Linked DNA regions of Homo sapiens: regions 1 and 3 are each linked to region 2. Evidence: read pairs that join two places in POLR2A ChIA-PET (ENCODE). Cell type or tissue: Panc1. All regions are shown on one strand.

What was found. ChIA-PET counts read pairs that join two places held together with the same protein. Peaks named below come from ENCODE experiments on the same cell type or tissue, not always from the same donor. Only the 100,000 strongest peaks of a DNase experiment are listed, where the experiment ranks them.
Region 1: POLR2A ChIA-PET joins it to region 2 with 5 read pairs; 17 of 35 experiments call an interaction of 5 or more read pairs at or near these places.
Region 3: POLR2A ChIA-PET joins it to region 2 with 5 read pairs; 12 of 35 experiments call an interaction of 5 or more read pairs at or near these places.

What each region holds. Positions count from the first base shown.
Region 1 is chr1:85,459,877-85,462,376 of GRCh38, reverse strand. The region is part of intron 1 of DDAH1 (dimethylarginine dimethylaminohydrolase 1); the gene reads left to right. Among named protein-coding and RNA genes, the nearest start is that of DDAH1, 4.0 kb to the left of the region's middle. In Panc1, no CTCF peak of the experiment used is centred here; no DNase peak of the experiment used is centred here; H3K27ac peaks cover 1,546 bases.
Region 2 is chr1:85,595,582-85,598,081 of GRCh38, reverse strand. No RefSeq gene overlaps it. Among named protein-coding and RNA genes, the nearest start is that of CCN1, 16 kb to the right of the region's middle. RefSeq lists a silencer at 1-256. In Panc1, no CTCF peak of the experiment used is centred here; no DNase peak of the experiment used is centred here; H3K27ac peaks cover 1,561 bases.
Region 3 is chr1:85,291,607-85,294,106 of GRCh38, reverse strand. No RefSeq gene overlaps it. Among named protein-coding and RNA genes, the nearest start is that of BCL10, 16 kb to the right of the region's middle. In Panc1, no CTCF peak of the experiment used is centred here; no DNase peak of the experiment used is centred here; H3K27ac peaks cover 1,911 bases.

The DNA of each region.
Region 1 (2,500 bases), 140 kb after region 2:
TCCCTTCTCTGACTAAAATTCTCAAGGGGCCCCCACTGAGCTTAGATAAACCCATTGAGCTGGGCTGTGCTTGCCTTTCCAGCTTCAGCTTCACCTCTGATCCCACCCCAAGCATCCCCTGATCCATGGATCGAGCGAGGTTCTTTCACTGAAGCTCACCAGACTATTGCTTTTATTTTGTCCGGGTACTCTTCCTCTTTCCTCTCTTCCCTTTTATCTGTCTTAAGTTCTCAGCTTACTGTTATCACTATTATTAGCTAATATTTATTGGGTACTTGCCACTTGCCATACACCATACCAGATTTATGATGTGCATTTCATTAATACTCACATCAACTCTTTGAACTCAATACTATCATAATTCCTATTTTAAAGTTGGTGAAACTGAGGCCTGGAGAGATTAAATAAATTGGCCAGGGTTATAGAGTGTAACCTGTAAAACCAGGATTTGAACTCGGGTTTAGAGAACTCCAAAGCTCTAGTCCCACTTAGACATCACTTTTCCAAGCATGGAATTGGTTCTCCTTTTATGAGCTCCTAAAACGCTATAAACTTCCTTTTATATATATCATACCACGTGATAATTGCCTGTTTACCGTTCTGTATCTCCCACTATTATGTAACCTGTCAGGGCTAGGATCATGTCTGTATTGGTCAACATTTTGTCACCAAGGCCTTGTATACAATAGGCATGTAGCAAATATTTTGTTGAACAAGTGTTCTCATTATTTTAGATTAACCTTAATTCTCCCTCCTTATGACATATTTGGTGTTTCACAAGCATTCCCAATCAGTAAGGTCCCAAAAGTTCTATTATGAACGTAGGTGGTTTATAGCTGTTTCTTCTTCTCCCTTTCCCTGTCCCTGCCTCTTTCTATTGTTATTGTTGTTTTGTTTGTTTTTATAAAAATCTTGAGAAATTCCTTCTTAATCAAAACATCGTGTTTCATTTAATGACTTTTCTTCCTTGGAATTCAAGAAAGTATTCCTGTGAAAGCCCAGTGTTTGCCTGAATGGGGCCTCAAAGATTAATAAAACACAGGCCCTGTGTGCAGGAAGCCTAAGTTTTAGTGAAGGAAACTGTATTTACAGAAAGTCAGTAAATAATGTTAATTGTCTAATAATGTTGTATCTTTAGATTTTGAGTATTTTTTATGTTTAATACTTTAAAGAAAAATAAGCCGTTAGAGGCCTATCAAATTTTACATGACTCCAACTTACTTTTTAGGGAAAAAATGCAACTTCTCTGTTTGTTTGTTTTTAGAGACAGGGTCTCACTCTGTCACCTAGGCTGAAGTGCAGTGGCATGATCATAGCTCACTGCAGCCTTGAACTTCTGGGCTCAACAATCCTCCTGCTTCAGCCTCCCAAAGGGCTGGGATTACAGGCACGAGCCACTGTGCCTGGCCAAAAGTCAATGTTTAAATGTCAAATAATGTAAACAAATAATCTAAAAGATGATGTAGGAGAAATAACAGGGTGTGAGGATTGAATTTTTTAAATTAAAACTTTTGTGTAGATAATTAATGCCTACAGTGCCAAAATCAAAAGGTACAAAAGGATATGCAGTGAAAGTGGGTGTTGCCCTTCTACGCCCACTCTTGCACCTGCCTAACCAGTTCTCCTCCTTAGAGGCAACTACTAATGCCAATTTCTTGAGTTTCTGTCCAAAGGTTCTTAGTACCTAATGAATGATTAACTGACAAAACTTAACTTAAGCAAAATTGCAAAATATATCCTGTTTTGCAAAAGGCCCTTTTGCCCCTTTACTTTTTTTTTAAATTTATTTGTCATGTACCCTGTTGACTAGGATTGCTCCTTTTTAACAGCTATTTTATCCTTTCCCAGGTACCAAGTGTTAGTATGTGGGGTAATTTTGTCTTGGAGAAAACCACACAAATGCATTCTTACAAAGTGATAATAGCTTTAATTATTGTTTCCTTGAGCTTTTGCATTTGTAGGGGCCTCTTCAGGAAGAAGTCAATGCTTAGCACCAGGTAATAAATCCCAAAAGTGGAATTAGGCATCAAATGGGGGAATGGGGACATAAATGGAAGGGATGGGGAATATAATTTGGATAGATGTTCCCCTTTTATTAGGGTACTTAGTAGGACCTATATATTTTGGTTCTGGGTTTATTCTCTGGTTAGGAAAAAGCCTAAATATGTTCATCCTGGAGGCAAGTGAACATCAAGATAATGTCTAATAGCTATAGCTAACAAATGCCAAGTTTTTGAATGTGTGTGAATCCTAAAAGGTGGTATTATTAACCCTATTCAAAAGATAAGGAAACTGAGGCTCAGGTAACTGAGGTTAAGTGACTTGTCCAAAGTCATACACAGTAATAAGTTGCAGAAATGAGGTTTTTATGAAAATCTGAAGGTCATTTTTTGCATGAAGTGCTTGTTGCCAGTTGCGGTTAATCCTAACATAACATTAAATCTATGTAGAATAACTACTTAAATCCCATTTTACACATTAGTGATATGCAATCTAACTC
Region 2 (2,500 bases):
TGATCAATAATGAGTTACAACCCATCATTGAAAACGAAATGAGATCATCATGCAAGTCCTGATATTATCCTTTGGTTGAGGGTGGAGACAGGGGATTGCCTTCCCAGAACTTATGGGAGGAAGAACACCCAGACAGATCTGAGGCTTTGCTGACGAGGAGTCAAGGAGATGGGGTATGGCCTTTCGGTGGGCACAGCAGGTACAGCATTTAAATAACTATGGGACTTCAATAATGGAATGAAAGTCTATGAAACCATTACAAAGACTGAGGGAAAACTACATGGATCAACATTAAATGCCTTTCAAGGTATAATAAATGCAAAGCTGTATGTGTATTCTAATCTTATTTATTTATTAATTAATTATTAGTTAATGGCAAGTGGACACACCCCCCAAATCTGTAAGAATATACACTATATGCTTAAAAGTGGCTCTCCGTGCTGTGTGTGTGTGTGTGTGTGTGTGTGTGTGTGTGTGTGTGTGTGTGTGTGAGAGAGAGAGAGAGAGAGAAAGACGGGGGGCTTACTAGGAAGCTTCATGTTTGACATTCTGTATTTCTTGTAATACTGAATCTGTATAAGTATGCCTGCTTTTAAAGGGAAACCAACAACAACAGAACTCAAACATTAAAGAGAATATCTTAAATGGCCAAGTCTCGTCTTAAATGAAAGAGGTCAACTCAAGACATGGGCTCTTTTCCAAGAACAAACTAATTTGGAGGATAAGAGGGACCTGTCTGAAAGTTTCCCTTAGGAGCCCAGAATGTAAACTCCCACTGTGGATGAGCTCCTTTATTTTAACCAGCAAATACTCTTAACAGAAGAGCTGAGTTTTTACCACTCAGATCAATCTCCGTTTGCTAGAGAAAGGTGTTACCTCTGTTATGGGAAGTTGGTGGTGCTGATTCACCTCTAGGAAATCCATGGGCGGAAATCTTCCCAGGAGCCCGGTTGACACCAAGACCCTGTCTCCTAGACAGACCTCCCTGTGACCCAAGTGCCTTCCTGTGCCCCAAATGCCTTTGTCAGGGAGACAGTCAGAGAGTAAATCCTCTGGGGTCTACCTTTTACTTCATAAGTGGCTAACTAACTATAACTACTTGGACAAGTCTTCTATCTCTCGGAGTTCATTGAATGCCTCTGCAAATATAAGTATTCTTTATTTGATAGCACTGGAAATAAGGACTTTGAGTCATTAAAAAAATTTTAGAGCCAACCCCCTGGCTATCTGCAGCAATGCCCCTGGGAAGTCTCTTTGGTTACCATAAAAATAGATGGTTAAATTCAGCAGACGTTCAGGATGCAGTGTATATCTTTGATTAACTTATCCGGTGTCGGTTGGAAAATATGACATGGTATTATAAATGGAATAGGTACACTTCCCCACAAAAATACACAGACTGGAATTGTAGAAGGAAGCGGGGCTGGGCGGTGCGGCATGTTTACAGCAGCATGGTGATTTGAGATGGTCTCTATTCTTTCTTGAATTTATAACAGCATTTCCATGCCTAAAATTATTTTTCTAAGTACTTCCACAGTAAAAGGGGTGGTCCAGGTTGTGCTTTCTTTAGAAAGAATCTGAATTTTTAAAGATCATCTCTTCCTGCCCTTTAACCCCCCTGACCATGTGTGTGCATGTGCACGCGCGGGCACACACACACACACACACACACACCTGTTCTCCATCAATCTCTCTCTCTCTCTCTTTTTTTTTTTTTTTTTTTTGAGACAGAGTCTTGCTCTGTCACCTAGACTGGAGTGCAGTGGTGCGATCTCTGCTCACTGCAACCTTCGCCTCTCGGATTCAAGGGATTCTCCTGCCTCAGCCTCCCGAGTAGCTGAGATTACAGGTGCCCGCCACCACCCCCAGTTAATTTTTTTGTATTTTTAGTAGACTGGGTTTCACCATGTTGCCCAGGCTGTTTTTGAACTCCTGACCTCAAGTGACCCACCCCCTCAGCCTCCCAAAGTGCTAGGATTGCAGGCATGAGCCACCACGCCCAGCCTGTTCTCCATCAGTCTCTATGCTGGTGAACTGCAGAGCACCCACTCTCAGGAGAGAGCTGCAACTCAGCTCCCACCATGTACAAATTGCTCATATGTGTAAATTTTTCAAAGGAAGCTAGAAATTTTACTTTAAAAAAAAAAAAAACTCCCAGTTTTCAAACATTGGCAGCAAGCCAGTTTGTGTGTGTGTGTGTGTGTGTGTGTGTGTGTGTGTGTCAGAGTCTCACTCTGTCACCCAAGCTGGAGTATACTAGTATGAATCTATTTCACTACAGCCTCCACCTTCTGGGCTCAAGTCATTCTCCTGCCTCAGCCTCCCATGTAGCTGGGACCACAGGCATCCACCACAATGCCTGGCTATTTTTTTAATTTTTTTATAGAGACAGAGTCTCACTTTGTTGCCCAGGCTGCTCTTGAACTCCTGGGCTCAAGAGATCCTCCTGCCTTGGCCTCCTAAAGTGCTAGGATTACAGGCATGAGCCACTGTGCCCAGC
Region 3 (2,500 bases), 300 kb after region 2:
CTCTCCTTCTGCCCTTGGGGTCCTTAGCATCTCCCTATCCCCCAGTCTGTGGACTCCTTAGTCTGGAGAGCAAAGCTTTCTTTGCAATTTTGCAGTTATGCAGCAGGCTGTTTCTGTCTTATACCTGCACTGGTGACTTTTGAACTTAAACACTATAAATTTGGCTAATTCTCTGCTTCAAGAGCGACATCCTTCCCCTAAAGCAATGATAACTCATATCGAGTTTTCTGGGCTGGGAGGAAGATCATTAGAGTGCAAGTGAAGAAAATCAGAGAGCACAAAGCTGGAAGAGGTGTGCAGGCTGCGGGTGGGTAAGAACACAGAGTGAATTATTTAAAACATTAACCCACTTCATATATAGGATCAGGTATTGCGCCTGTATATAAGCCTTGTTATTGTGGAGTTGTGTGTTCTCGTTCACATGATTCCTTGCTGGGCTACAGGACAGACATGTGGACCTCACATGGAGGAGAAAGCAGGAAAAGTAGCTGGACTTGGCTTGGTTCAGCAGAGTCTGGGCTGAACTGTGGACGTCCTGCTGCAGAGTTGAGTGGGGAACCTGGATCTTGGGATATGTACCAGGGTGGGACAATTCTGAGGATGTTCTATACCAGCTCTGTCCACTAGGAATATGCTGAGAGTCACATATGTAATTTCACATTTTCTAGTAGCCACAGTTTTAAAAAGCAAAATGAAACAGGTGAAATTAATTTTAATATTAATACATTTGTTGAACCTTGTCTACCTAAAATATTATATCAATGTGGTAATCAATATAAAAAATAATCAATAAGATGTTTTACATTATATATATAATTTCTAACAGTATATATATATATATATATATATATATATATATATATATATATATATATATATACTGTTAGAAATCCAATGTGTATTTTACATTTGGAGTGCAACTCAATTCTTACTAGCTATATTTCAAATGCTCAGGGGTCACAAGTGGCTAGTGGCTACCATCTTATAGGTCAGGGAAGCTCTATACTATTTCTCACAGGTTCCCAGTGGGATTGAGCCCCAGTTGCCCACAGTGGTAATCTTCTGATTGACGTCTCCTATCTAGATTTCCTTTCCTTCCCTGAAGGCCTCCATTCCCTTGCCAATGCTTCCTGGGATCATCCTTCAAGTGAACCACTTGCTGTTCACTCCTTCCCTCCAAGTCAGCTTCTGGGAAATCCAACCTAAGATATGATGTTCTAAGCCCATAAGCACTAAGGATAGCCACATCTTCTGTTAGTTAACTTCTTCTCACTGTTGAACTTTCTATTATTTTTACATGGAGTAAATACTTGCTAAAAGTTACAGCAGGGTGTATTCTACGTTATGACAACCTAGGGGGTCTTCCCATTCTGGGGCCTGAATAGCAGAGAACAATGTCCACTTCCCTCAGGCCAAAGTGGTGGGAGCAGTAGCAGTGCCCAAGGAGATAGCTGTGCTTAGCAGCGGGGTGACCTCTCAAGTGTCACCAACAGCAATGTGCCTGGGCATCAAGGAGCCTGGGGCAGCAGAACACAAAGGACTCATCTTGCTTTCACTTAAGATGGCCCTGGGGACCCTCGGATAGGCCAGAGGACAGTCTCCAATCACCAGACCAAGAGGAGGAAGTACCAGCTACCACAATTTTATATTTAAAAGGAAATTTAAATTTTTGTAGGTATAGATGGTAAGGTCGGGACACCCTGGTCACAAGTGAATTAATTCTCTTTTTTGTTTTGTTTTGTTTTTTGAGACAGAGTCTCGCTCTGTTGCCCAGGCTGGAGTGCAGTGGTGCAATCTCCACTCACTGCAATCTTTGCATCCTGTGTTCAAGTGAGTCTCGTGCCTCAGCCTCCCGAGTAGCTGGGACTATAGGTGCACACCATCACATCTGGCTAATTTTTTTGTATTTTTTTGCTGAGACAGAGTTTCACCATGTTGGCCAGGCTGGTCTCGAACTCCTGGCCTCAAGTGATCCATCCACCCACCTCGACCTCCCAAAGTGCTGGGATTACAGGCGTGAGCCACTCTGCCCAGCCACAAGTGAATTAATTATCAATCTGCTGTTTCAGTCAGGATGACTTCAGAGAATCCTCTGTCCATGCCTCTGAGAACAACAAAGAAAAACAATGACCAGTTGAGATGCAGATCAGCTCTGGCACTGTTCATAAATTCTCCTAGAAGAAGTGCTTTCCAAGGAGTGGGAACATGACTTATAGTGATGCCAAACAACACCTGACACATAACACAGCCCTGTGGGGGTGTGGAGCAAAGAAGAAAGAGCAGTTTCATGTCAGCAAGCACTAAAATATTTCTAGAAGAAACCTGACCCCTAAATGTCTACGTCTACATATATTAACAAAATATTCTGTGACTTATTTATCCAATGAAACTGGAAATTTCCTTCCTGCTCATTTGTATTTTGTCTCCATTTCTCTTATGCAAAATGGAATACCCTTTTGAGAATCTAGATGATTATTGCCGGGCACATTTTCACTGGAGC